Linked DNA regions of Mus musculus: all the other regions are linked to region 4. The links are chromatin loops, found by intact Hi-C in ENCODE. Cell type or tissue: heart. All regions are shown on one strand. Links, peaks and the distances in the headings refer to the core of each region. The heading gives the core; the rest is flanking DNA. Region 1 holds the start of Socs2 (suppressor of cytokine signaling 2). Region 2 overlaps Cradd (CASP2 and RIPK1 domain containing adaptor with death domain). Region 3 has its middle 41 kb from the start of Gm29684. Region 4 overlaps Cradd (CASP2 and RIPK1 domain containing adaptor with death domain).

What was found. Hi-C counts contacts between places; a loop is a spot of excess contacts. Peaks named below come from ENCODE experiments on the same cell type or tissue, not always from the same donor. Only the 100,000 strongest peaks of a DNase experiment are listed, where the experiment ranks them.
Region 1: a loop joins it to region 4, with 6 times the contacts of the local background. A loop is called at or near these places in 20 of 42 quality-filtered maps.
Region 2: it touches region 4 in a loop (5-fold over the local background); 14 of 42 quality-filtered maps call a loop at or near these places.
Region 3: it touches region 4 in a loop (2.4-fold over the local background); 13 of 42 quality-filtered maps call a loop at or near these places.

The regions. Positions count from the first base shown.
Region 1 is chr10:95,413,808-95,419,166 of GRCm38, forward strand. Socs2 (suppressor of cytokine signaling 2) reads right to left here and starts at 3,050. Exons shown (of 3, transcript NM_007706.4): 1 at 2,811-3,050; 2 at 1,024-1,384. The coding sequence starts at 1,162. It overlaps Gm33230 (a long non-coding RNA gene), which reads left to right and starts at 295. Exons shown (of 2, transcript XR_380696.3): 1 at 295-385; 2 at 473-796. It overlaps 5730420D15Rik (RIKEN cDNA 5730420D15 gene), which reads left to right and starts at 3,568. Exons shown (of 5, transcript NR_045339.1): 1 at 3,568-3,872. In heart, for the core only: CTCF peaks have their summits at 646, 1,909 (motif pointing right), 2,129, 4,282 and 1 weaker place; DNase peaks (open chromatin) are centred at 1,784, 2,504, 3,154, 4,284 and 2 weaker places; H3K4me3 peaks cover 4,186 bases; H3K27ac peaks cover 3,472 bases.
Region 2 is chr10:95,261,915-95,267,290 of GRCm38, forward strand. All of the region lies in intron 2 of Cradd (CASP2 and RIPK1 domain containing adaptor with death domain), which reads right to left. Among named protein-coding and RNA genes, the nearest start is that of Cradd, 59 kb to the right of the region's middle. In heart, for the core only: no CTCF peak of the experiment used is centred there; DNase peaks (open chromatin) are centred at 637, 2,727 and 3,027; H3K4me3 peaks cover 1,301 bases; H3K27ac peaks cover 2,234 bases.
Region 3 is chr10:95,101,687-95,107,062 of GRCm38, forward strand. No RefSeq gene overlaps it. Among named protein-coding and RNA genes, the nearest start is that of Gm29684, 41 kb to the right of the region's middle. In heart, for the core only: a CTCF peak has its summit at 2,349 (motif pointing right); a DNase peak (open chromatin) is centred at 1,495.
Region 4 is chr10:95,316,091-95,321,466 of GRCm38, forward strand. All of the region lies in intron 2 of Cradd (CASP2 and RIPK1 domain containing adaptor with death domain), which reads right to left. Among named protein-coding and RNA genes, the nearest start is that of Cradd, 4.9 kb to the right of the region's middle. In heart, for the core only: no CTCF peak of the experiment used is centred there; DNase peaks (open chromatin) are centred at 1,271, 1,951 and 2,171; H3K27ac peaks cover 1,413 bases.

The sequences.
Region 1 (5,359 bases), core at 1-5,000, 98 kb after region 4:
TAGGAGGCACTCCTGTTGACTGCTTTGATTACAACTAGCTCAGTTTCCCAGGAAGAGCAGAAACAGTTTACAGTCTTCACTATACTCTTTTGGACTTTGCCCTGGATCAAAATAACCCCTGCTCTCTGAAATCTCCATTTGATTCATCTTGACCAGATTCTAAACCTCACTTACAAAAGTAACTCAAGATACTTCGTTTAATAACTTTGAACAATGTGCCCCCCTCCGTTTCAGCCGACAGCTCCCCTCTCGCCACCCCCCCCCCCCGCAACAAAAAAATATTACCGGGAAACTTTCCCAAGGAAAGCCCAGGGCCGAAAGGAAAGACTGGAACTTTTTCTCCTCTCCCAAGATCTACTGCTACAAAAGTTGTCTTGCCTCAAAGGTAAGTTTTCAGAAGCCAGATTTTTTAAGACTCAAATTGTTTTCGAGCTATTGGGAGAAAATATAAATTTCTCTTCTTTGCTTTCAGATGTAGGGTGCTTTCCGCATTGCGGGGAGCAGGCTGCACTCGGCCCAGGCTACCCCCCACCCCCAGCAGCTGCGATTCATACAGTCTGAACTTGGCTGCCATCAACCCGGGCTGCGGCAGAGGCGGCTGTGCTCTCGGGAGCGCTCACAGCCCAGACAGGAGGCAGCACAGCCCACTGGCCGCCCGCGCACCGGGCCAGTTAAGAGAGGCGCTGGCCGCTTTTCTCCCACGCCGGAGCGAGCGGGAGCTCCGGCTGAAAGCAGCCTAGGCTCCAAGGTGCTGGGGGAACATTTCCAAAATGAGCCCAGCTCGCTCCCGGCCCTTGCCCAAGCCTCAGCGTCCCTCCACTTTGCTTTTGTGGTCACCTAAGATCCGGGCATCCCTCTCTGCGGTTCCCCGAGCGGAGACCGGACGCGAGGAGTAGTAGTTCCATCGCTTTCAGTGCCCCCAACCTGGGCCCGCGTCCCAGCCGCGCTCTCCGCCACCGCCTTGGGTAGGGTGGGGATGGGGACGCCCCGTTTCGCACTCCTCGCCAGCCGCCAGCTCCCTACCTGTTTGACTGAGCTCGCGCAGGGCTTTCGCCAGACGCGCCGCCTCGGGGGACTGTTCCTCCGGCAACCCCGCGGTCCCCCACTGGCTCCGCGTCCTGTCCGCTCCATTCCCGGAGGGCTCCAGGCACCGCAGGGTCATGGGAGATGAGTCAACACGTCCCAGACAGCTGGTCGCCCGAGCTGGGGCCAGTGGACCTCGCGTGCTGCCTGGAAGTCACAGGGTACCCCAAAACGAGAGTGTGCAGGGTGTCCGAAATGGTGGCGGAGGGGGAGGGGACTGGAAGCGGCTGGTTCTTTTTCTCCAAATTCCGGCAGAATGGTGTGGCAAAGTCTCTCGCAGACACTGTCACCCACAGATCGCCTGTGAAGAAACAATGGAACAGAGATTGGGTCAGTCTGGGCTGAACCCCTACGGCCGAGGTGGGGGTGGGTAAACAGACACGTGGAAAATCCCAGGGACTCCTCCGCCTGCGTGTTCTGTACCATTTAACCCCGAGCATCCAGCTAACGCCCTGCCCAACTCTGGGGAAAGACGGGTAAAAAGGGCAGAGATCCAAGACACTAAAGTTGGCCGGAGTAGAGGGGTGAGGAGGGAGACAGGATGAGAGTAAACAAGGTGTTTTCCCGCCGAAGAACTGTGTGCTGGAATTACACACAGGCAGCCCAGGAAACAGTCACCTGCGGGTCCGGATGGATAGGCCTTTGTCATGGGCAAGTGGGGGGTGGGGGTGGGGGGGAAAACATTACACAAAGAACCGGGCAGTTCTCTGCACTTGGCATTTCCATCTTACATTTCGAGCAGCCCCAGGGCCCTTGGGAGGATGCATCCGGCAAAACCTGGTTCCACGCCCTAAAGCGCCGCAGGGCTCCTGGGTCGCCAGCCGAGGGTGCTGCGGTGCGCTAGCGGCGCGCCAGCCGCTGCATCCCTGCCTCGGAGGCGGCCTCACCCCCACTCCTGCCGCTTCCTGGAGCACGCTCCAGACGAGGATGGGGGGCTCAGCGGCGGTCGCTCCAAAACGCGGACCGCGGCTCCTGCGGCTGCCGCCGCGGGCGCTGTCGAGGAATCGGCCGGAGCGTGCAGCCCCCGCCGGAGCTCCAAATGAGGCCGGGGCTGAGCCCGCAACAGCGAGCGCAGCGGGCCATGCCATCAACTGGGACTGAGGTCTTACCTCCACCGCCGCGACTGCCGCCTCCGCACTAGGCAGCCTCCCCAGCGGACAAGGGGCGGGGGAGCCAGGGGGCAAGGAGGGGTGTCCGTCTGAGTTCCCCGGGTGACGTTTATTTGTGGAAGGAGATGCCTGGGGATGCAATCGGCTCTGCGCTCAGTAAAAGCAACCGAGTTTTTCTGCGCCAAAGGCAGACAAAAATCCCAGGGATCGTCGCCTAGCTTCCCCCCCCCCTCTCCGCCCCAGGCTGACACCCCTGCTCGCCAGTGCCGGGTTTCCCTCCAGTTGAAGCGGAGGAGATGGGAGAAAGAGAAGGGGTGGGGTGGGGGAGCAAGGGCGGAGGCTGGCGGGGAGGAGCGGGAGATCAGGTTATTAGGATTATAAATTTGGGTAGCAGTTGTTGGGGGGTGGGGGTGCTCGGAAAATTTCCCGAGACCGAGAAGGAACCCGGGAGAGAGGAGGCAGTTGAGTCCGGATGGGGCAGAGCCCCGACTTGAACTCTCCCGGGGCGCCCTAAACTGCGGACGCCCAGGCGGTCCGCCGCCGCCCCCGTGCTCGCACCCCGCCGCCCTCCCGGCCACTGTCCCCCCGGGCGGAACCTTCGGGCTTCGCGAGCGGTACCTGCCGCAAGCTTCCGGGCTCCGGGCACAAGGGATCTTGAGGGCGCGCGCCTGGAGTCCCGGCGCGCACTGTCCGAGACCCGCGCAGCGTTGGCGGCTGCGGGAGGAAAGGCTCATGCTTCAGGGGGGAAGCCCAAGGCCCGGGAGCCGCAGAGGCGGCGAGACTTGGCAAGAGTTAACCGTCTGTCCCCGGAGCCGAGTGTGCGCGCGACTTCCCAGCCCGACGCGCCTCCCTCGCTCCCCGCCTCCCGCCCCTCGCGCCCCGCCCGGCCGCGGCGGAGGCCGCTTTCCAGGAACTTTCCAGGAATCCGCCTCACGTGACCGCAGCCCCCGCCAGCGCTTTAAAGAGGCCCCGGCCGCTAATGCGCAGGCTTCAAGGGAGCCGGGTGGAGAGAGCCGGTGCGGGTGCTGGTGCTGGTGGCTGCGGGGTGGAAGCCTGCGACTCCGCCCTCCTCTGACCCTGCACCTCGGGGTGCTCGGGAACAAGGAGAAGTCCCCAGCCAATGCCTATTAAGCCACCAGTACCTGCCCCTGTGTCTGCAACAGCTGAGCACCTCGGTCCCGCGAATAGCAGCCCCTCTTCTCCCCAGCCCTCCACGTAGGAGGGAACCTTTAGGCCAGCCATCCACCCCGCTGTGCGCCTGCCAGACGCGACCCTCCTCTCCTCCATGTGGGATGCAGGACCAGCGTGCGGGAAGGGGGCGGGGCTCAGATGTCCGTCCCTCCCTCTCTAAGACACACACAGAGCTAGAGCTAGCACGCCACTGCCCAGGTCGACTACCACTCCCGGGCACCTCGGGAAGCGAACCAGAGACTGTCCCCTCCGCCAGCATCCTAGAAGGCCAGGAAAGAGACGAGCTGAGCGCCTCCTTAAAGCTGCGCAGACTGCCCTCAATCCCTCCCCCCTGGAGCTCCAACTGGTAGTCCCCTGCATCAGCCTTGCCCAGCTTCTCCTTTCCTCCTCAGCTCAACTCCTGCTTGCCCTTCGGGAGACCCACCCTGGCCACCCTACAGAGGAGGTGCCCTTACCTGTGCCCGGGTGGGGTGCGGGGTCACAGGCCTGGTGCGTTTGTCTCTGTGAATCCTTGCAAAGCCAGGGACCCGGAGTTCGTATTGATCCCAGTACTTCTTTCCTATTGGGACCCTCACCTCCCACTCTGTAAGAGGCCACCTAGCCTCCGCGCCGGCATCCAGGCACGCCGGCTCCTGAAACGTGACCCACTTTGAATGTGACCTACTTTTTTTTTTTTTAACAGAAAAACAAAAACAAAAAAAAAACACTCATGGGAAAACCGGATTCGAAATTTCGATAACCATTTTTCTTTGAAATACTGTTCTGTTGCCCCACTGCTCAAAAGCTTGAAAGGTCAATGGCCACTTTTAGTTGAAGCTGTGTCTATGGGGAAGTTGGGCAAGGGTGGCCAGGAGAGGTTGAGAGAGGCGCGGCTTCCAAGCCTTGCCTGGTGCCCCGCCTGCCGGCCCTGGAAGGAAACACAACACGACCGGCCAATTCCAAGGCCCCGAACCAATTTTTATCCACAGTAATTTTTTTCCTCTTAAATAATTCTATGCACTTACAGAATGGTGAACGCGAGGGGAGGACATAAGCCAGCTTACAGGGGCTTTGTCAGCGATAGATTCGTATGTGTGGCCGCGGAGGGGGGAGGCTGTTTTCCTGGAATCTTTGATGGGAAGGATGCCTCTTACTCAAGTTTTAGAAAGCCTGTGTAAAGCCAGGGAGTAACTTAGCAGGATGCTTACCTTCTTTAGGTCCCTAACGTTTTCTGTAAACTTAAAAACAAGATGTCGGTGAAAGGTTAGCATGAACGGACAGGCGGATCCCTCTGGAGTTCTGTGTAGTGAGTTGGAGGCCCAAGTTAAACTTTTTAAGCCTCTACAATGTGCAGGGATAACTAAGACCAACGTTTTATGAATGGTTGATCCTTTCTTGGTAGAAAACCTCAGAGGAAGTGGAAGTGTGTGCCTGTGCTTCTGCACTCCTAAAGGGTTTTGGTTTTTTGTTGGTTTTTTTGTTGTTGGTGGTGGTGTTTTTTTTTTTTTTTTTTTTGAGATCATACAGATTAATTTTTCTTTGTCAGGTGTAGTAAATCTTCCAGCCTCCTTACTCTACTGAGTACTATGACCAAACCACCTGGCAGAGGTGATGGAAGGGAGGAAAGATTGATCTCGGTTCATGGTTCACAGGACACATTCCAACATGGCAGGAAGGCTTGGAGCCTGGAAAGCACCCTCCACGGGAGGCAGGAATTAGTGGTGCAGTCAGCCTTAGAAGGGAGACAGGAAACCGGTTTACATCTAGCACTCCGGTGCCCTACACCAGCAACTCACTTCCTTCAGCTGAGCCCCACAGTGGTCCTCATCCTCCCTAATGCAGCGACCGTTTAATACAGTTCCTCATATCATGGTGACCCCTCAACCATAAAATTATTATCATTGCTACTTTGTTTTGTTTTGTTTTGATTTTTCAGAGCTGAGGACCGAACCTAGGGTCTTGCACTTGCTAGGCAAGCGCTCTAGCACTGAGCTAAA
Region 2 (5,376 bases), core at 89-5,088, 54 kb before region 4:
GCTGAAATCAGAGTTTACATGAAAAGCACTCACAAGTATTATTATGTGTGTGTTTAGGTACTGTAAACGTCCATTATAATATCAAAAACCAAAGACTGGAGAAGATTTTACAAAGCAGAGGTTGAGTTTTAAGAAACACTAAGCTAGGTATGGTGACACTCAGGGAGCATTCTGGAAGGCTCTGGAATTCCAGGACAGCCTGTGCTACATGGTAAGGCCCTGTCTCATGGGGGTAGGGGAAGGAGGCAACAATTATGGAAAATATTTATTGTTACATAAACTCAAAAAGATGACTAATGGGTAATATCTGATGTCACCAGGGTTTTAAATTTTATCTTACAAAAAAAAAAAAAAAGTTAATTCTTAAGATGTTTAAAAGTCACTTTAAAGGATGAATTAATTCTGTCTGTTGCCACCATCGAAAAACTGTGTCTAGAGGGGTTTGATACCCAAACTTCAAACCATTTCTACTTCAAAAGCCCTGTCACTCAAGCCTTTAACTCTTAGGGACAATACTTGCTACCACTCAGGTGTAATTAAGGTTACTGTAAGTCAGCTGACTAAAGACACCGGTGAGCTCTGCGGGAAGGGAAGCCGGAAAGAGAGGCCAGGATCCGGGCTCCTCCCGAGTGCTATTGCTGGCTGTGCAGATGAAAGGAAGCAGACCTCAGAAGAACCCCACCGCAGCTAAAGACAACATGGGGTGCCCCACCCCCACCCCAACATCCTCCTGGAACTAAGTTCAACCAACAAACTGGATTAAGTCCTAGTGATAAAAGAGTCCAGGCCTGCCGCTGCCTCTGCCTTCTGAGGCCCTGGGCAGAGACAGCGTAGGAGCCATCCTCGCGCCCCAGCCCTGGGCAGAGACAGCGTAGGAGCCATCCTCCCGCCCCAGCCCTGGGCAGAGACAGCGTAGGAGCCATCCTCCTGCCCCAGCCCTGGGTAGAGACAGCGTAGGAGCCATCCTCCCGCCCCAGCCCTGGGCAGAGACAGCGTAGGAGCCATCCTCCCGCCCCAATTTCTACCTCACAGCAAGAGGTGGAAGAGAGTGTGTATTGCTAAAAGCCAGTAAGTAACCTGGGAGGGAACTTGTTATGCAAGATAGAAAACTAATACAGAGGGTAAAGAAAACAGTTTAAGACTTTCTTAAACTCACTTATCTTTACTTAGTGATTCCAACTTAACTCAGTTACACAGAAAAATAATTTTTTTTTGGATACTATAAAGATCAAGATATGACCAGGAAGATTGCTCTCTCAATAGAGAGCTTGCCTTATAAACAGTGGCTCGCAACCTCCCTAATGCTGCGACCCTTTCAGACAGTTCCTCATGCTGTGGTGACCTCCCCCCAACTGTAAGATTATTTCATTGCTACTTCATAGCTGTAGTTTTGCAGCTGCTATGAATTGTAATATAAATATGCAACATTCAGGGTATCTGACCTGTGACCCCTGTGAAAGGCCCTTTCGGCTCCCAAAGAGATCTGGACCCACACGTTGGGAACTGCTGCTTATAAGCATGAAGCCCTGAAACAGATCTTCAGAACCACACAAAATGTCAGGACAGTGGCCTAGGCTTGGAATGCCGTTCCTGGGAGACAGAGACAAGGTATCCTGGCGCTTGCTAGCCTAATCCATGAGCACCAGGCCAATGAGAGACCCTGTATCAAAGAAGGTAGCAACTGTTCAGAAGTTGTCCTCTGGAGCACACATTAGTAATAGTAATAATAATAATAATAATAATAATAATAGGAGGAGGAGAGCTGGAGAGATGGCTCCATTGTTAAAAGCACTGGCTGTTTTTTCAGAGGAAACAGGTTCAATTCCCAGCATCCATATAGCAGTTAACAAGTATCTATAACTCCAATTCCAGGGGATCTGACACCTTCACACAGACATACATGCAGGTCAAATACCAAAGCACATAAAAAAAAATAATAAATATTAAGTGTCAAATCATTTAAAATGTTAAAATATTACAATATAACATTTCATTACATAACCTCAAAGCACTACCTAGAAACCAAAGATTGTTCCCAATAATTCATAGCACACACAGCCTGGACTGGAACCTAAATGTGAACACAATAGAAAGCTCATTTTTATCATGATTTTCAAATACATCCACACCAATTAAAAATATGCGGAAAAGAGTAATTTTAGCCTTTCATTGTTTAAAGAACAGTTTCTCAGAGAATTCCAGTTAGTGTTCGAAACAACAGTGCAATCATTAGAGTTTTCCAGCGATGGAATTGTGTGCAATCACAACCACAGCAATCAGAAACAGCCAGATTGCTAGAATGTCATAGGGGGGGGGGGGATGACAAGAGGACAACACTCTGGTCCACCTCTAGGATTCTGTAGAATAGTTCTGTAACTCAGTAACAGAATGCTGGGTTTATCGGAGTTCCGGTTCTGTTTCTACTATTAAAGGGCCACGTGAACTCACTCCATCTTAGTTCTCAACCCTATTTTCAGGGCAGCATGGATTATCCCCATTGCGTGAGTCTAAACAGGAATAGCATACAGTCTTTAAAATTTTTAAGGGCAGGCTTTTGTCTACAGGACGCCTTTGCAGAAGCGAGGTTTGAGTGAGGCTTCAGGTCCATGGCGGGAGAGGAGACGCTGGAGAGGCCAGGCCGGCTGTTGGTCATAGGGCTGATAGGGCCCAACACACACCAGTGCTAACACCTGGCTGCAAGCACGGAACCAAAACTCATCTCACACACTAAAACCCCCAGCAAGCTAGTACTGCTGTCTGGGCAAAGCTCTGCGGAGGCCGCTGGAAGAAAGGCGAGTTTCCCGGTATTCCCGAAGCAGTGCCAGTGTTTGTGCAAAGCTCACGTTTCACTCCGGCTTGGGATGGAATGGAGTTTGTTTCCTCAACAGAGTCGAGTTGCCCTGGTTTTGATGGGGTGAGGGCATGTCGATCGCTTCACGGGGTTGCCTTTCCTAATTGCACACAGGCAAACACTCACTCTTCGAAGGGTGCTGTCACCCTCGCGGTGGCAGTGGCGGTGGCGGTGGCGGCGGGGAAAGTCTGCACCCTGGAGCGGGGACGCTGCCTCCGGCTGCAGCCCCCTTAGTCTTAGCCTTATCGCGGCACACACCAGTTCCTAGAGAAGAGATTCCGAGAAAAAACCCCGGGTTCCCTAGAAACATTAAATTAACACAAGGGATCTGGAAACGAAACAGCAGATGCCTGAAAGCCTTCCCCCTTGCTGGTTTCCTGCCTTCTCGGAAAATCTTTGCGTTAAAATAGATTGGATTACCCGACTCGGCCAGATGCAGCTCTAGACCTGCTGAAAGTGCACAGGAAAGCAAGCCGTGTGCCATCTTTTAGAAAGATTTTTTTTTCTTTCCCAGGTGGTAGAAAACTGCCTTCGGGTTGTTGGTATTAGCAAGGACTGGAGGCTGAGTTGCTTGAGTCCCGATAGAAACTTTCCCCAACTCCGACTTGCAAATCTGATAACCCGAGAATGCAACAGAGTAGGGTAAGCGCAAGACTTGCCTTAGTTCCGAGCCTAGGAATAGGATGCCTCGTCCCCTTTTTACTAAGAAGAAAATGTCTGTTTTATTCTGGAATCTACCTTGACCAAAACTATGAAACCAGAATAAAGCTAACAGCATTTCCTGGGAGTCACAGAGGTTGAAGGCATTCTGTCAGGCTTCTCATCAGAATCTCAGAAAATAACTATCTCAGAAAGTAACAAACTAACCCCCCAGGAACCCTGTCTGCATCATCTCGTACTCTCTAAATTCAAGCTACAACTGATAACCACACATCTGAAAAGCAGTCAGCCGTGGGCGCCTAAGTATATTCCATTTCTGAGGCATCTTCCACACACAAATTATTTTTGGTAGCTGAGAATCAGATGCAAAGCTTCCTATGAGCCTTAAGAATTTTAAAGAAGAAATACAGTTTTGACTGTAGCTTCCTTCCTTGATACATTTCACTGGTTTCTTTTGGTAATCCTTACAGAGGGGCTCAAGATCCTTAGGCTCTGTTTTTAACACCGGCCCTTGTTTCTAGTGAATCAGATCATAACCTGTAGTTATAAAAGGATTCTGTGCTTAGCCTGGGCTTGGGTGCTCTGGGTGGAGGAACACATTTCAAAATCCTCTAAACAAAAAGACATGTCTTTGCCTACGCATAAGAACAACAGAACCTATTGTAAAACCCTCAGGCGGACAAAATTACCTCCCCAGAAGCCGCTCTGGGTACTCCTGCATAGAGTATGGAGGAAAAGACAAAGGACAGTTTCATATGGACTTCCCCTCTTCCAACTTTACCGCAGGCCTCAAGAAAGGCAAGGAGGACTCTAAACTGTTTATAAGAAAGCAAAGAAAAATGTTGTAAGGATTACTTGGCTAGCAGGCCACAGGCAAAGCTGGAAGCAGCAGACAGCAGCCGGCAGGCAGAGAGCCGCTTAAAACCGAAAGTCCAACTGCTTTGAGCAGGTAGACTCTCATACAACAAAATTATCAGAGGAACATCCCTCCGAGCAAAGATGCTGCTTGCTTTGTATCTCGCTGTTAGGAAAGGGAGCCCAGTCACACAAAACTGCTACAGTAATCATAAATAGCCCAGCAATGCTAGTCTGTGGCTGCTTTTTTGTATTCTTTAATGACAAGTGAATTTCCAAATGATTATGAGTGACCACATGTGACATTTTTCCAGTTGGGTCTTTCACCACAAAAGCATGCCTGTCACTAAGACACAGTCTTATATGCTAAGAACAAACTGTATATTGCTCTCATGTGTCACAGGAACAAAACTGATGGCAAAAGGTCACCCGGACTCTTTTAAAAATATTTCATAATTTGAAAGTAAACCACAATATGGAATCCTATGGGAAAGCAACACATCTAATAAGCTCCTTCAAAATTAAAAAAAGAAAAGAATATTAACATCAAAGAAAAGTGCCAGCAGCTTAAAAGCCACAATGTCTTTCCTGTGGCTGGATGGGGCCTCATTCCTGGGCGTTTATCACACTTAACTGAATTTTTTTTCAAGGAAGAAAACACTTAGATATTGAAAAGCAGTTATTTCCCCTTGACCATCTAATTCCAACTCATCAAATTAAATATCTAGAAATCACCTGGTCTCCTTCAGCAGATGTTGGGGTTTTTTGTTTTTGTTTTTGTTTTTTCTACTTTAAAAGTCAGTTCTATGCAGCTGAGGATGCCAGAAGCCGGCACTCCAGTCCTGGTGCATACAGCTGGTTGCTGTAAATGCACACAGAACTGGCTCAGGACAAGCTCTCTTCTACGAGCTGCCAGTCTCTTTGGCCAGACCCCACCCCCACCCCCACCCCCACCCCCACCTCCACCCCAGCCCCAGCGAAGTCTTAGTTTATGCTTTGTTCCTTAAACT
Region 3 (5,376 bases), core at 245-5,244, 210 kb before region 4:
AGTCATACAAGGACTGCCTTGCCTGTCCTTCTTATAGCCTGTACCAGGCCAGTTGCTGTGTTGGAGATATACCAAAGTGAAAAAGAAGGATGGCTCTGGCCAATGGCTGAAAAGACAATGAGACCTACTGCCATTAGTGATGGTAGAGAGCTCAGAAGGGGAGCCACACTCTCAGTCAATGCTTCAGATGACTGTAGCAGGACATTTTTGGCTGAAACCTTATGAGACACCCTGGCCCAGAATCACCTAGTAAGTTGCTTCTGGATTTCTGGCCCAGACCATCTGTGAGGCAATGAGCATTTCTTTGAGGCACCAAGTTTTGGAGTAGTTCTTATTTGGACAAAGAAAGCTGAGATAGTTAGCCAGAGTTGCTTCCTATTACTTACAACTACAAGAACCCCGACTAAGTATAAGTCAGTCAGTAGAGACCCCAACATACAAGAGCAGTTAGTATGGTCTTCTAAGAAATCAACCCTTAACTTGTATTGCTCCCAACAGCACACCTAGAACTAATGGGAAGAAAGCAGAGTTCAATTGAATAACTCTAGCAATTAGAACTTGAAACAAGAGAACAGTTGGCTCAGCCAACTAATGATCTCTGCTTGGAAGGATTCTAGCAGAGGAGAGGGACTGTGAATATTCAAGAACAAATTCTTGTGTGGGGAGGGATCTAGGACTAACCAATATCCAGGTACCCACCCAGCCTTGAGATTCGGTTACTTTAGAACTCGCCATGCCTTAAGGATGCTTGCTTAGTGCTGTCATACCCAATCTCTCCCGTTTCTCAAGGCAACCAGCCCAAAGGTGATGTCAGCTGAGAAGGTCATTGAGACAAAGGGAAATAGATCAGGGGGATTTATGAGGGAAAGACTACAGTACCAAGCCTGAAACTTCTCTATCAAATGAGAAGCCCTAAAAGCTTCCAGTAAGACACAGCTTTAGAAACGACCATCATCGGGTTAAAGAGGGTCAATGAGATGGACCACATAATAGATTAACAATAAGCTTAGAGAAATTGAAAAAAGAATCCCTAAAATGCCACAGAGTTTTGGCAGTCAATCTTTATAGATGAATGGGAAGGGCAGCCAGGGGTCTCCAAAGGGGACAGTCAGAGAGTAACTAAAGTGAAAGCCAGAACCTTGGCTGTGGCTAGAGTTGAACAATATCTGAATTCTGCAGAAGTTAAATAAACTCTTATGGCAATTCCAGCTGAGTACAGAACAACCCATATTTGAGGAGCACTAAATGATCACACTTGACTTCCATTGGAAAAATATGAACATACTGACTGCCAGCATATCTCTATCAAAAAATCAAAAGATTACAGCAAAAAAGCAGTGCCAACAGCCAGAACAAGGAAGGACTCTATTCCCCATTCAAGTAGCTGAGATAGGATGTGTCTATTATGTAATCCACTAGTAAGAGTAACTGCAAAATGTTTTGTAGTCTCCAGCTGTGGTTGAGCTGTGATATCAAGAGGTCAGCCAGCATGGTTCAGGTTTATATAATTTGGGGGATGGGTTGATAGTGAAGACCAAACGTCCTTGAAGCCAAGAAAGACATCTGGAGCCTCAGGATGCACCACCCAAGAGGCTGGGGAAACTCAGAAAGGTAAAATTACCTCGCCCTACCCCCGGAAACGGAGGCAGAAGTAGCATTTTGAGCATTCTTTAGGTCATCTACTGATGATGGATGCTCACTACGAGTTGTGAATTTTTAAGGTCCCAAATTGAGGGAGAAAACCATGAGAAGGTATGTAAGTGTAGACAGCAGGCTTAATCTATAAATGTATGAGTTTATGTCTTCCAGTTTATGACATCATGTAGTCTACAGTAATGTGGGTCTTAAGTTCTGCATCCTACCCAAATCCCACAATTTGCAAGGCCTCCAGTAAAACTATTATGCAGACTCACTCTTCTCAATTTCATGGCAGAAGGACCGTGTTTCAAAAGGGAGAAAGCCCTTAGTGGTATTAATAAAAATATGCATGATTAAAGTCATCAAGCCTAAACAAGATATTAATACTGCTCCCCTCTCCATGAGGCTCAGGGATCATTGAGGAAGGGTTGGGTGGAGAGACTGTAAGAGCCAGAGACAGTTGGTGACTGCAGTGAAACAGAATTTGGGAAACAGGAGAGGTCAGTTATGCACATGGGCTCCCAGCAGCTATGACAGCATGCATGCATGAGACCCATTCAAATCAAGCCAGACAAGATCACAGTACAAATGGTGGAGAAAGTCACCAAATTCCACCCTTAGGTGAGGAGCTATGGGAATCCATGACTGCTGGAGGCAGGAGAGTCAGTTTGCTTCAGAGATGTGGCCTCTGAGCAACTATCCATGCTCCAGTAGATGGCCCCACACTCATGCTCATAAAACACAGAAGACATAAAACACAGTAGATTTGGTGGTTGAAAAAAAAAAAGCAAATTGAGAGGAAATATTGGGGGGATGGGGTGGATTTAATCATTTACTCTTAAGAATATGTTTTTATTATTTTAGATTGTGTGATGTATGTACATGTAGGCATATGGACATGAATTTGGATGCCTGAGGAGGACAGAGATGTCAGATCCTTTGGAGCTGGAGTCATAAGCAGTTGTGAGCTGCCCTGACTTGGGTGCTGGGAACCAGACTCAGATCTTCTAGAAAAGTAATAAGTGGTCTCAATTCATGAGCCATCTCTCCAACCCCCTATTTTTTTTCATTTTGTATAACATAAAAATTAAATAAAATTTAAAAGAAAGCAAAAAACTAAAGTTATCCAAGACATAGAGTACTTTCAAGAAATTTAAAATGAGAAGCAATTGCCTTATATGTCAGAAAAGAAATGCTCTCATGAGGCCCATGGGTTGAAGAGTCCCAGAGGAGAGGTTTAGGGTAGAGTCCTGCTTGAATCATGTTCAGTATGTGACTCATAAGCAAGTAACTTAACCCTGATCCCAGGTTTTCCATCCCATGAGAGAGAGGAATATCAGGGTACTTTAAAGGCTGCAGTGAGGAGTAAATGAATTGAAAGCCAAGAACTTACCATAGTACTTAGCAAACAGTGGAGGTCTTTTAAGCAACGGTGATTACTTTTGCAACATTACAGGTGCATACAAAGGCACAAACTCTGAAGGGCCAGCTTCCCTTTCTTATTCCCCACAAGAAGACAGACTCACTCCTGTGGGCCATTGACTTCTGGGAAGGCAGGGTTGAGAAGTAGATCTCAAACATTTGAAAGGTAATATTTGCATTAATTCCTTTGATTGTTGCTGGGCTAGAATGCCAGATGAAAGCCAACGACCAAAGGAAGAAAAAGTTGATTCTGGCTCACTGTTTAAGTAGGAGCTTTGTGTCAGCTGGTCACACTGCATCTAAAATCAGAGAGTAGAAACTTTAGTCTCTCCTCTTTTTAAAAAGGATTTTACTTTTAATTGAGAACCCCCCCCCCCACCGTGTTTATGTGTGTGTATGAGAGAGAGAGGGGAGGGGGAAGAAGGAGGGAGAGGGAGGGGGAGGGGGAGAGGGATCAGAGGATTTGGATTCCTTGCAGCTGGACTCACAGGTGGTTGTGAGCAGCCCAATTCTAATTTTAGGACCTACAAGAGCAGTATGTCTTCTTAGCCACCAAGCCAGGTCCACAGCCCAGTGGAGACACTCTCCCTTTCTTACTCAATTCAGGACCCTTAGCTCTGGAGTGGTGCCATCCAAGTTTAGGGTGGTTCTTCTTACTCCAATTAACTCCATCTAGATGCTTCCACACAGACAGACCTAGCAGCTATTCCTGCGGTTGTTGCACACAGGAATGTACACAGATGAGGCAGGTGTTCCTGTGGTTACTCCGCATCCCCTCAAGTTGACAGTCAACATCAGCCATTACGACATCAAAGGAAACTTTGCTCCTGCCCGCCATTCCTTTTCTGGAAATTTTTATAATGTGTAGCACCCCAGCCAGGAAGAAAGATAAATTAAATGCCATTTGGTTTATAATTACATGTAGAATAATAGTTTTCAATCTCTAGGAGATTCCATGTTTACGGTCTCTGGAAGGGAGCTATTACTTAAGGCCAACTTTGTGTATCCATTCTGCAGAATGCAAAACACAGTGGTTTTGACTTTAATTTCCTAATGTACAAAATCATTTAGCTTATTCATTCATTCATTCATTCATTCATGTATAAGAGATATTGATGAGCACTTTCTACAGTAGTATATATAGTAGTATATATACTATATATATATATATATGTCCATATATATATACACACATACACACACAGTAGTATATATACTACTCAACAACAACAACAATAATGAATTGTTGTTCAATAATGTAACAATAATGAATAATTAACATAGTTATGACAGGGTGCTAGATAAACGTTTGTATCTGGACGCAGGCACTGCTAACTCCTCACATTTAGTCCTATAGAATCTCTGCTCATTGCCATGCATTGAGGTTTTATTTGTTTGTTTTAGGTAAGATCTTTGTGTTCTGTCAGAACTGAAATGTTTCTAGACTCATGGTTCATCTCACTCCAGCAGTCACCACGTGAGATCTCTGGGCATCTTGCCCTAACATATGTATTTTAGGTCCCAGCCAGTTACTCAAGGAGACCTCAACTCATAATTTGGCGTCTTCTTCCTTTCAGGGATCCAATCCTGAAGATTCCAGGCAACCTCAGCATTTTTGAATTGGGATCTTCTCTTTCCCTGCCTATAAAACCACTGCATTCTCTTATGTGTTGGTGTCTTTGTGCCTCTATTTGCTACGTGCCCAATGCAAATTTTCTTCAATAATGAAGCTGTCCATGGGGCTCACTGTGACACTCGTGTATCGTCTCCTTCCTTACTATTGCCTATTGATGAATGTCTGTGAGACTTTCTTTTACAGAGCTTGGGAACTGAATTTCCAATCCTCTTTGGATGCTCTCCTCCAAGCAAATAGTCAAGTGAGGCTTGTTTTGTCTTCTGCTGTGGCCATTTACCTTTGGGAGGCCGGCCATTTACCTACATAGCTCTGATCACCTTTAGACAGGTAAAGGAATCACTTTAACTACATTTGCCTAAGCAAAACTCCCTTGGTAGCGCTTGAAAACGACATTGGTGGGCTGGAGAGATGGCTTGGCAGTTAGGAGAATGGGCTGAATGCTCTTCCAGAGGTCCTGAGTTCAATTCCCAGCAACCACATGGTGGCTCACAACCATCTGTAATGGGATCTGATGCCCTCTTCTGGTGTGTTGAAAGACAGATACAGTGTACTCATAGAAATGAAATAAATACATTTTGAAAGAAAGAAAGAAAGAAAGAAAGAAAGAGAGAGAGAGAGAGAGAGAAAGAAAATGACATTGGTGATGATTAAGAGGAGAGGTCCTTTTCCCCATGTACAGT
Region 4 (5,376 bases), core at 204-5,203:
CCTGTGGCCATGGGAGGGAGGAAAAAAGACACAGTCAGACTTTCTCAAAAAAAACCCCAAAAAGTATTAAATGCATTTGAGAGTGAAATGGAGCCATCCCTGCTGGGACAGGCCCTGTCACATGGCTTGCCGTTCCTAGAAAGAGTGGCAATTAGCTGCCAGCAGATGCATTATTTCATCAGGCCCATAAATACTCATAAAAGTCTTCTGCCTCGCCTTACATCAGCCTTGCAGAAGCTGGGGGAAGCCTCTGATAAGATGCAGCCCTGGATTATCACGACTCCCAGGTAGATGATTAAAATTAGCGTTAATAAAAATAAAATACTTTAAGACAATCTCAAACCACTATACTAAAAAATCTTGAAGTTTTTACTCTTAAACATAAAAAAAAAAACTATATTAGTGCAAATGTTTAAAAGCCTCCTCTGGCTATTAACACCACAGAATAATACAATTCCATTTCAGACCCAGTGGGGAGCCAAAAAAACTGTGAGGCAGGAAAGACCCTAAATCAAGAGCTGGTAGGCTAGGATTCCAGTCTCAGCAATAAATTACATCAACAAGCTATGTGATGATGAGCAAGCTGACTTAATCTCCCAGGCCTCCGTTTTCACAGAGAAAAAGAATATGATGTGTGGGTCCCACCCAGCTCCCAAACACCAGGATCTGGCGGCATCTTGCTGAGGGTCGCCATAACTGCAAACGTGGTGTTTAGATAAAAAGTTACAAACTCCATAATGCTACTGATAAACTTAACCAGTTCCTGTCCTTCCATAAATGCCTGGAGACACCACCAGCTTGGAAAGCAACACTCACTCCAACAGAGCATGCTCAGCCGGGTGGTAGAAACGCAGGAGCTTGTGAGAAGAATCCCAAGCCTGTGACAATGTTCAAGGTAAAGCTACACGGCCCTGGTAGTGAATCCTCCCTTGTTTCTGCCTCCTTCTGTAGGTAGGAAAGCACACGGCGGCTGGGGTGGGGGGGGCAGCAACCCAGCTAAACACTGCTGGGATCCCACTGCCTGCAAGGGTTGAAGCCTGGTGCCTCTATCCTTATCTGGACTACTTCGGAAGAGAAGGGGAGGTGCCTTCTCGTCGTGGGCATCACTACTCTTTCATTCCGAGTCCCAGATGATCTACATTCATCTGAAGGACCACACAAGGTCTCAGATGCGCGATGGAAAGCACGACGGACGGGTCGTAACCCAGTCACTGAGTACACACGGGTACAGCAGGTAACTTAGCCCTTCGAGGGAAGTCTCTTTCCTAACTCGGGCTACTCTGTCCCAGGAGTGAGGCCAACACATCAGAGAGGCTTTCTAAGGCTTACCTGCCCACTCTCACCACCACACACATGCAATGGTAATTAATTCATCAGCTGTCTGCCGGTCTCACCCTTGATCCTCCTCCTCCAGGAGACACAGTGAACCCCATGGCCATGGTTCTGTTTACCGTTATAGCCCCAGTACCAGACCCGACCGCTAACACACGGGCAACACCCACTACACATCTGAAAGAAGGAAGGAAGGAATCCCTTCTGGTATCTGAGGCCCTTCAGGTTTGACTTAATCCCCGGGAAGTATATGATAATCAAGCTGGGGATATCAGAGGGAACAATCTCCTTGGATCTAGAACCCAGGCTGGCTAAACTGAGTTCAGCGCAACGGTTATCTCACGGGGCAGGCTTTGGTGAATGGCCTGATTAGAGGAGACTTTAAGAAGAATCCTAAGTCAGAAAACCGATGGCGATATGTAATGCGGCTGTCACGAGAGCTCAGTAACTTCAAATACGCCCAAGCGTTTACCTCAGAGCCAAAATGTACCTCTGAGGAGCGAGACCAGCTGATGTGGCTCAGCGGGGTCACTCAAGGCCAGCTCAGAAGGGACAGGCTGGGCCTGGAGCTTCTGAGCAGAGAAGGAACGGGCAAGCCAGCCCTGTGTGTATTGCACCCATGAGGACGGCAAGGCAATCAAGGACATCCTGTCCATCAGGATGACCCACTGAAACTCAGGCAAGGCTGAAACAAGGGCTAGCCTCAGGGCGGCCACTGCACGGGCCAAGGAAGGAAGTATCTGATGCTAGCTAGGGCGGGAGGCTTGTGGCTGAGCATAGACACAACTCCTGTTGGTAAAAGAGAGACAAACAAAGCCCCAGCCAAAGGGAAGGCAAGGTGAAAGGCAAGGCTACCCGGAGACTGTTAAGAAAGGATCGTGGCAGAGCTGCAGCCGGACAGCCAGGCCAGAGCAAACAGGCTGGAACAGAGAGTCCTGGGGCCTGTGAGCCACTCTACTGTGCCTGACGCGGAGTCCCATCAGATACTGAGGCCAGGGCTTCAGCCAGATGAACTTGGGCACCACAGAGAGCCCCGGCTCAGACAGACCCACCAGGCTGGGAAGGCAGGCCACCGGTCACAGGCTGCCTTCCCCACACCCAGTGCTGTCCTGTCTCCTAAAGTGACCCAGCAGGAACCCAGAGAGGACTTCCAGCTGATCTAATGTCTGGTGTGTGACCTTGGTCGCAGCGAAGCGCTGCCAAGTGTCCCTTCCGCTGTGCCAAGGTGGATTAAGTCATTTTATCAGCAGAATTCTTCCTTTAAAAGGTAAGAGTCCTTGTGGGGTGAGGAAGACGCAAACCAAATATCTGCTCAACATCCCGGACTTTTATACTTGGATTTTTAAAACAGACATTAGGAGACCTAAGAAAATTCTGAGATATAATCAGAAAATTCAGGTAGTTTTTGTTCTTTTCTGTCTGAGGATTGGTTGAGACTTGAAGTTAGAAGAATAGAGACTGAGACACAACTCAGTTTTACTCTATATCACTTACATTCAGTGTATATACAAAAAGCAAATAACTAGTACAACACAGAAATATCCTCGGCAGCTCCAAGTATAGAAATGAAACACCAAAGTTAATACACAAACAAGGGGGAAACCAAGAGCCTGCCAGAGGAGCCAAGCAGAAAACTGTAATAAAAATAAAGTTAGTTTGTTCTTGAGGAAGGATGGGCCGCGTGGCTAAGCGAAGGGCACTCCTCGCTTCTTCTCAAGGCTTCCTGACCGCAGGGCACCAAACCAGTCCAGGGACAACCACAACCAACATAAGCAGAAATCTAGAAAAGGTTACTGTGTGCGCGCCTCGCAAACGCCCGGTTTTCCCTGAGCCTGGGTTGCAAAGCCTTTTCAGAAGCACAAGTGTGCCTACCCAGTTCTGACACCGTGCTAGAGAGACACGGAGGTCCCAGGAAACAGGACTCTGGGTTTGTTTGCTTTTTTTCCAGAGACGTTAAGTTGGAAGGCATTTCAGCTCTGATGCTGGTCCATGGTTCTAAGCCTCCGCTCATCCCCCTACTCCCTAAAAAAAGAACCCAACACTCACACAGCTTCCAATTCACTAAACCTCAACCTAATTTCAAAATCATATTTTCATGAAACTAGACACTTATAAATATTTAAGGCCTTAAGTGACAGAAAGCAGTTAGGCATCTACTTCTTTAAAATATATAACTTCTACCCTAACCCTAAAACACTATATATATAATTATTATATATAATATAATAACACATAATATATAATACATGATATATAATATATGGTATACGGCATATGATGTAATAAAATATATACAATGTATAGATATACACATTTACCACTAGACCCTAAGGCATAATAGATTTTCAATAATCAATAATAACTTTTAAAGAGACTCCTGTGAGCTAGAAAACTACCAATGAAGAAGAGAGAAGAGAATGACTGACAAACCTCGAATCCAGGGCTTATTAGTAAGACTTAGAAATAATGTCGCCTTTTTGTTTTTCCTTATAAAGAATTAGTTTCTTGAGGGCTGGCTTACAGTTCTAGAAGGTTAGAATCCATCACCATCATGGCGAGGAACCTGGCAGCAGACAGGCAGGCATGGCACTGCCGCAGTAGCCGAGAACACGCATATCTCCAAACACCAGCCAAAGGGAGCACTAGCCCGAGAACACCCATATCTGTAAGCACCGGCCAAAGGGAGCACTAACCCAAAAACACCCATATCTGTAAGCACCAGCCAAAGGGAGCACTACCCCTGCGTGGAGCATTGCTCTTCTTAAAGTGAGCATGAGAAAGGTGTTGACTCTATCACTCATCTCTACCTTACTTGTATTTTCAGTATTAGTTTAAATAGTCAAGATTTAACTACAGTCATACTTGAAAATGGGTTGATGTCACCAAGAAATCAATAAATCTAAGCCCCAGGTCAGAATTTTTTCACTAGTAGAGTTAATTATAAAATAAACAAACAAACAATTCACAACACTCACTTGTGTTGTGAGGCAAGCCAGGTTTCCATTTAACCCTTCAACAGAGTTAACAAGTCTTGGGGAAAACCTGGTTTCCTAAGCATATATACAGATATGTTCAATCTTTTTTGGTTTTTGCTTCCATTATAAAGCTGCTCTTTGAGGCTGGGGAGTGGGCTCGGCATTAGGAGCACTGGCTGGGCTTGCAGAGTACTGGGTTTCTTTGCCTTTCACATGGCATCTCACGACCATCTACAGCTCTGCTGCCAAGGCTCCTGCCCTCTCTTCCCACCTCCATGTGCACCAGGCACACGCAGTGCCCATACTGACACACAGGATGCAGCACTCATACATAGAAGATAAACAGCTAGATATAAAAGCGCCTTTCCCCTCCGTTTCTCCTTAACTTTTTAATGTCTTCAGGATATCTTAGTTCTCTCTTGCTCTCTGAATAAACCTGAAGAAGTGAGAATGAGGGTCTCATGTCTATGACAATTCATGACAACGTTTATATAACCCAAAATAATCACCTGGTTAAACTCAACATTTTGGGAGTGAAAAGCATTCGGGTCTTTTGTCATTTCCAACTGCGTGCGGCCAGGAGAGCCTTCGATGTGAATACCAGAAAGGCACAACTCATTGATGTTCCCTCCGCAACTCCATGTTATATATTCTGCTTGTAATAATGTGGTAGAAATGTCAGGGATACTTGGTCCTGGTTTTGTTCAGACACATGGAATATGTAATTTTCTAAGGACAACCCAAGCTGAAAATTCTAGAGGTCCTCAAAGGCCGGCATTCTCATGGTTTCAAAAAGACATGTAATTTGGACAAGCTCCTAGGAATAAAGATATTTTTAGATTTTCCACTGAGTGTTCACCAGGTCTTTCTAAATTAACTGGCTATCCCATTCTGGTCAAATATTCAGATATATGTCATTAATTTTAAAAAAATAATTATCATATGTGCTCTCAGAACCATTCAAAATATAAGACCCATAGTTTTACATTTAAATTATAAAAGTAATTTACTGGTAGTATTTGATTTTTTTTGTTGTTGTTGTTGTTACCAATTACAGTTATTTGAAAAT